2 separate regions of the Homo sapiens genome follow, and region 1 is linked to region 2. The links are chromatin contacts, found by Hi-C or POLR2A ChIA-PET in ENCODE. All regions are on one chromosome and are shown on one strand. Each heading gives the region's core, a stretch centred on a gene start or an enhancer-like site at or near the end of the contact. The rest is flanking DNA. Distances are from core to core; before and after follow the strand shown. Region 1 holds the start of ARHGEF7-AS1 (ARHGEF7 antisense RNA 1). Region 2 holds the start of ARHGEF7-AS2 (ARHGEF7 antisense RNA 2).

Region 1 (2,700 bases), core at 26-2,525, 33 kb before region 2:
GTATTTGTTATTACTGTGCTATACAGTATAAAGCATGTTCACAGTATTCCGTGTTATGTGAGTACTGTATATGTATGTGTATTGTGTGCATGTGTGTACTTATGACTGAGAATTAAACTAGTACAGTCATAGGAGTACATAATGCTGTAACTGAAACACAGTGTTTATTATAAAGAAATACTGCATATGAGTACTTGTAAGAAATTTATATTAAATAAGCTATCTTCAAACAAAAATACACATAAAACAAGGTTATGTATTGATTGGTTGGCAAAATGTTCTGGCCAGAGTCTTCGTGGATCCTAACGCTATATTTCTCCTCAGAGCAGTGTTGCATTTGTCAGTAATTCAATGATCAAGGTAACTTTCTAGAACATAACTACCACAAATAATGATAATTGACTCTACATTTAAGAGTATTAAGCCATAAGAATCTAATTGCTATGATTTTTTTCTGAACTGAGTTAACACAACTATTATGAGTACACAAATGATGAAAACAATATGTTACCATTTTTATAAATTATTACATATAAAAAGCAAAGTTTTATCTGGAAGTGTATTTCTTTTTCTTTTCTTTTCTTTTTTTTTTTCAGAGATAGTGGTCTCACTATGTTGCCCAGGCTGGACTTGAACTCCTGGGCTCAAGCAATCTGCCCGCCTCAGACTCCCAAAGTGCTGGGATTACAGGCGTGAGCCATCGCACCCGGACAGAAATGGTTTTTTTAATGAAATGTATAGGGCTTTTTTTTTAGTTTGTTAATTTACCCCTGAATGACTATCACTTTTTGCTAGAGTGAGGTATGGCCCAGCATCGCTTGTTTTCCTGTCTTGGAGGATTTTTATGCAAACCCGGAAAAACTTTGTTCACAAAAATAAATACTTGAAAACGCAAGGAGATTTGTCATGATATATCTTAACTCTTTGAAGTCTTCTGAGTTACATGGACAAAGTCCAGATATGGTCTCTCGTAAGTTAAAAATATTTTAAATCATTTATTAACATCTTGATTAGGTCTCCTTTGATTTCTGTGAAAGCTAAGAAGTGGAAACCCCTGAGTAGCAACATTTCAGTCGTTAAAGTCATTGACTTCTTAATACCATCAATATTTCTCATTGTCTCTTTGTTACATAGCCTGGAAGTTTTCCATCTTGCAGCAGTGCACCTCAGGAAGATGACAGGTGCAAAGTCTGCCTTTCTGTATGAATTGGGAGAATGGCCATCATGAGAGAGGAGATGGGACGGCCCAACCAGCTTCATGTCTTCCATGGCTTGGCACCTTCTAAGGCTAGTCAGTTTTAGGTGACTGTGTATGTAAGTTGAGGGTCTGGAAGTGGATTCCCTTAAAACCATCCTGTGCCTGCATATCCCTTGAAAAATATTTCTGTACATGTACATGGGTACCTGTAGCAAGCTAGGTCAAAGAACACTGTACCTAAAACATACTTGTTTGGAAAACTGTAATGTCAAAGAGTCAAAACTTTATAGTAAGTAGTGCCTGGCTGTATAACAAATATGTTGTGTCACACTGGACAAGTCACTTGACCCCTTGGGTCTATGCCTTTGTCCCTGATTTAAGGCTAACACATCTTTTTGCACAGAGTGGCTGGGAGGATGAAATGGGTAATAAATTAATCCAGCAATATTGGGCTTAGACTCCATGGCAGATGATGGCATAAGCACGGTGAATGCAAAGAGTGAGACGCACAGAAGCTTGCACACAGCATGGCAAGTGTGGCCACGGAGATGTAGACTCAGCACTACAGAAGCATGGCAGAGGGAAACCTAAATTCTGCAGAGATAGGGCAGGGCTAGAGGCTTAACCAGCATAAAAGGTGACCTCGGCTGGGCACGGTGGCTCACGCCTGTAATCCCAGCACTTTGGGAGGCCGAGGCGGGCGGATCACGAGGTCAGGAGATCGAGACCATCCCGGCTAAAACGGTGAAACCCCGTCTCTACTAAAAATACAAAAAATTAGCCGGGTGTAGTGGCGGGCGCCTGTAGTCCCAGCTACTTGGGAGGCTGAGGCAGGAGAATGGCGTGAACCCGGGAGGCGGAGCTTGCAGTGAGCCGAGATCCCGCCACTGCACTCCAGCCTGGGCGACAGAGCGAGACTCCGTCTCAAAAAAAAAAAAAAAAAAAAAAAAAGGTGACCTCTGAGTTGGAAGGGTGAAGAGGCAAATGGAACTGCATCTCAAAGGTGTGCCATTTTGGCAGTCCAGGGTGTTCTCAAGGATGGCGAGTAAAAAAGGGCAGCTGAGATCATGGGTGAAGCTGTGGTGGAAAAACATGTTTGGAATATTGTGATACAAACAAGATGGCTGAAAGTCCCTTTAATATTTCGCTGAAGAAGCTATACAAACGAATGGTCAGTGAGCACGTGAAAAACAGTTCAATCTCTTTAGTCATTAGGGAAATGCAAATTAAAACCACAGATAACACTGCACCCCACCAGAATGGATCAAATGGAAAGGGCTGACAATATATCAAGTGTTGGCAAGGATGTAAAGTAACTGGAATTCCCAGACACGACTAATGGGAGTGTAAATGGTATGCTTAGAAAACTGGCCGTTTCTTGCAAAGTTAAATATACATCTACCCTAAGACCGGCAATTCCTTTCCTAGGTATTTACCCAAGAGAGATGAAAGCATAGGTCCACTGAAAGCCATGTACAGCAATGTTCATAGCTTTATTTATA
Region 2 (2,700 bases), core at 60-2,559:
CATAATTTCACTGTGACATCAGGTTCATTTTTAAGGAACATTTTTATTTCATGGACAGGCAGGCAGCCATTCACTCTAATATGCAGATTCTGTTTTCATAAAGATGTTCCAAGTAAGAAAAATAGCTAAAAGTGGAATGCAAGCCAAATTCATATTAAATAAAATGTTTTCTGACCTCATTTAAAATGTAGCAAGAGAATATGTACATGTGAATGAAAAAAATTAAACATTTTACTTTTTCAAGTCACTTACGTGGCATTTTATTTACAAGTTGTTGTCATCCTGTATGGGGGCCAATACACCCCACTTAAAAACTGAAATCCTTCTTCCTAATTATGGTACACTTCAATTTCTATATTTAACACCTTTTAAATAACTGTTGATCTTAACGCTATATATTGGCCACCCCCACCCCCACCCCACCCCCCGAAGAAACACCCTGGGAATAAGATTTTAGTATTTTGAGCTACAGGGAGACATCGTTTTTAGAAACTCTCCTGCCTCCTCGGCCCTGCTGGCCGGCTTGTGGGCGATGAAAACAAACTTTAATCACTTCCAGAGATTCGGGTCAGGGTTCACACGCTCCAGCCTGGGAACCACCAGCCGGAAGGGAGAAGCAGTGCCTGCAGGACTAAAGGTTCTGTTCAGAACGAGGGAGGGACCTGAGAACGAAATCTAGAATTTTAACAAGCCTTGAAGAGTGCCAGGACTTAGACCCTGTGTCTGCCGTCCTCTCGGCTCGGATAGGTGGGGAATTTTCTCGAGGGGAAAGTAGTAGATCGTTTCACAGCGCAGCCCTCAGCTACAGATGCGTGCCTCTTTAAAAATACAGAGCAACCGGTCAATTAACCTGGGAGGCGAAACTCACGCAACGCCACCGGCAAGAACTGTCCACACAAAGCCAGCGGAGTGAGCCGCACCGCGTCGGAACGCGGTTTCCGATGCGGCTGCTGCCAGGGAGCGGGGCCGGCCCCCCACGCGGAGGGGCAACTTAGCGTTCGGGCGGCGCAGAAGCCCCGTCTCCTCGCTGCGGTGCACTCTCCTTCCCGGGGACCCCCGCCGCCCGCGCCGCCCCTCCCCCCGACCCCGCTCCCCGGCCCCCTCCCCCTGCCCCGCACACAATGGCGCCCCCCGAGCTCCCGCCACGGTCCTGGCGCCGGCCGCGCCGCCGCTCCGCGCACAAAGGAGGGCGCACGGGTTTCCCGAGCGCGGCCGGCCTCAGGTGCTCCGCGCGCATCCCGGGCCGCAGCGGGCCGGACCGGGGGGCGCGGGCGGGGGCGCGGGCCGGGACTTACTTTCTCGATGGTCCCGGGGAGCAGGCGCTCCAGCAGCCTGCAGAGGACCACCCCATCCTTCAGCGACGCCTGCAGAAAGCCCTCCGGGTCCGAGATGGTTTTTTTGGGCGACTCCAGCACCCCCAGAGTGATGAGCCACGTAACGGTTTGCTCGGCGGAATTCATCGCTGCGGCCCGGGAGGCAGGCGGGGAGGGGCGCGCGCCTTCACCTCGGAGCGGCGGCCCGGCCCGCGGCCCCCGCCGCCGCCGCCGCCGCCTCGCCCATCGAGCGGCCGGCGCCGGCGATTGGCTCGGCGCGGCCCAGCAGGTCCGGCCCGGCCCGCTTCTCCGTGCGCCCCGGCCCGCTGTCAGGCGCCTTCTCAGGAGCGGCTCGGGAACCTGCGGGCGCCCGCCGCCGCCCCCCGGCCTCGGCCGCCGTCGCCCAATGACATCACCGCCAGGAGAAGAAAGACGCGGCCGTCCGCCCGGCCCGCGCCCGGCCCGCGCCGCCCCGCGCCCTGCGCAGCCTCCGCTCCAGGCCGTGCGCGGGGCGGCGGCGGCGGCTGGGAGCGGGCGGGGAAGGGAAAGGGGAAGGGGAGCGGGGAGCGGATGGGGAGGGAGCCGGGGGTGGGGGCGGGCGCGCACCTGCGCTTACCTGCCCCGGGCCCGCCGTGCGCCCCGCGCCCCTGGCCGGGGCACTCGGAAGCCTTTGTTTATGTTTTGAATTCGTGAGCGTTGAAATGATGAAGTACTTCCCAGAATGCTCTTTTTATTTTTGCCGGTTTTATTTCAAGGTGGCGGGGACAGGCTGAAAACGAGACGTTTGTTTCGCTTTGCTACCTTGCAAGCCGGTCATGACGGAACAGAAATGATGGTTCCATCTGAAGCCATATGGGTCTGAATCGGGAGGAACCGACTCTCCGGAGCGCGGCGCCGACCTCACCGGCAGGGCAGGGGCCTGCGCGACTCTGCTCTAGACGGACGGTGACGCTTCAGACCCTGCCGGGGGAAGGTCAAGGAAACGGCGTGGCCTGAAGTGGGGCTGTGCAGAGGGCCGGGCCGGGCCGGGCCGGGCGCCTGGCTGCGTCTCGGGGACGCCGAAGATCTGGGCTGTGAAAGCAGCAGGCCGAACCTGGAGAGCCCAGACGGCAAGTGTCGCGTCATGCGCGAGCTTCCTCGAACAACTGATGACACGCACACATTGACATGCGAGGAAGAAATGGAGCCTCTTCTTAAAAGGACACGAGTCTCCACTCACTCCATCCACTGTCCCTGGGCGCTCCCCCAGTTTGCTCGCTATGACCCGCGGGCAGTTTAACAAGCAAAGCACTTAGTCTATGCCAGGCACATACATTAATCCATTCAATGACAAAGGCTAGAAAGCATATAAAGCTTCCAAAAATAATCAGAGGCTTAAGTCGTCTCC

What was found. A loop is a pair of places that touch in the nucleus more often than their neighbours do. ChIA-PET counts read pairs that join two places held with the same protein, here RNA polymerase II (POLR2A). Pooled maps may share reads with other maps.
Region 1: a map of tibial artery shows a loop between it and region 2 (4-fold over the local background). The contact joins the promoter of ARHGEF7-AS1 here to the promoter of ARHGEF7-AS2 in region 2. A Hi-C loop is called at or near these places in 18 of 168 maps with a recorded cell type or tissue (B cell, HepG2, IMR-90 and 12 more), 13 of 37 single-sample maps with no recorded cell type and 34 of 50 pooled maps. POLR2A ChIA-PET finds 5 or more read pairs at or near these places in 5 of 52 experiments (WTC11, activated CD4-positive, alpha-beta T cell and common myeloid progenitor, CD34-positive).

What each region holds. Positions count from the first base shown.
Region 1 is chr13:111,147,140-111,149,839 of GRCh38, reverse strand. ARHGEF7-AS1 (ARHGEF7 antisense RNA 1) reads left to right here and starts at 1,275. Exons shown (of 3, transcript NR_046516.1): 1 at 1,275-1,314. All of the region lies in intron 1 of ARHGEF7 (Rho guanine nucleotide exchange factor 7), which reads right to left. It overlaps LOC101060553 (a long non-coding RNA gene), which reads left to right. Exons shown (of 2, transcript NR_120398.1): 2 at 1,135-1,643.
Region 2 is chr13:111,114,287-111,116,986 of GRCh38, reverse strand. It overlaps ARHGEF7-AS2 (ARHGEF7 antisense RNA 2), which reads left to right and starts at 1,309. Exons shown (of 2, transcript NR_046667.1): 1 at 1,309-1,440; 2 at 2,069-2,700. ARHGEF7 (Rho guanine nucleotide exchange factor 7) reads right to left here and starts at 1,677. Exons shown (of 22, transcript NM_001354046.2): 1 at 1,296-1,677. The coding sequence starts at 1,460. RefSeq lists a silencer at 1,715-1,804.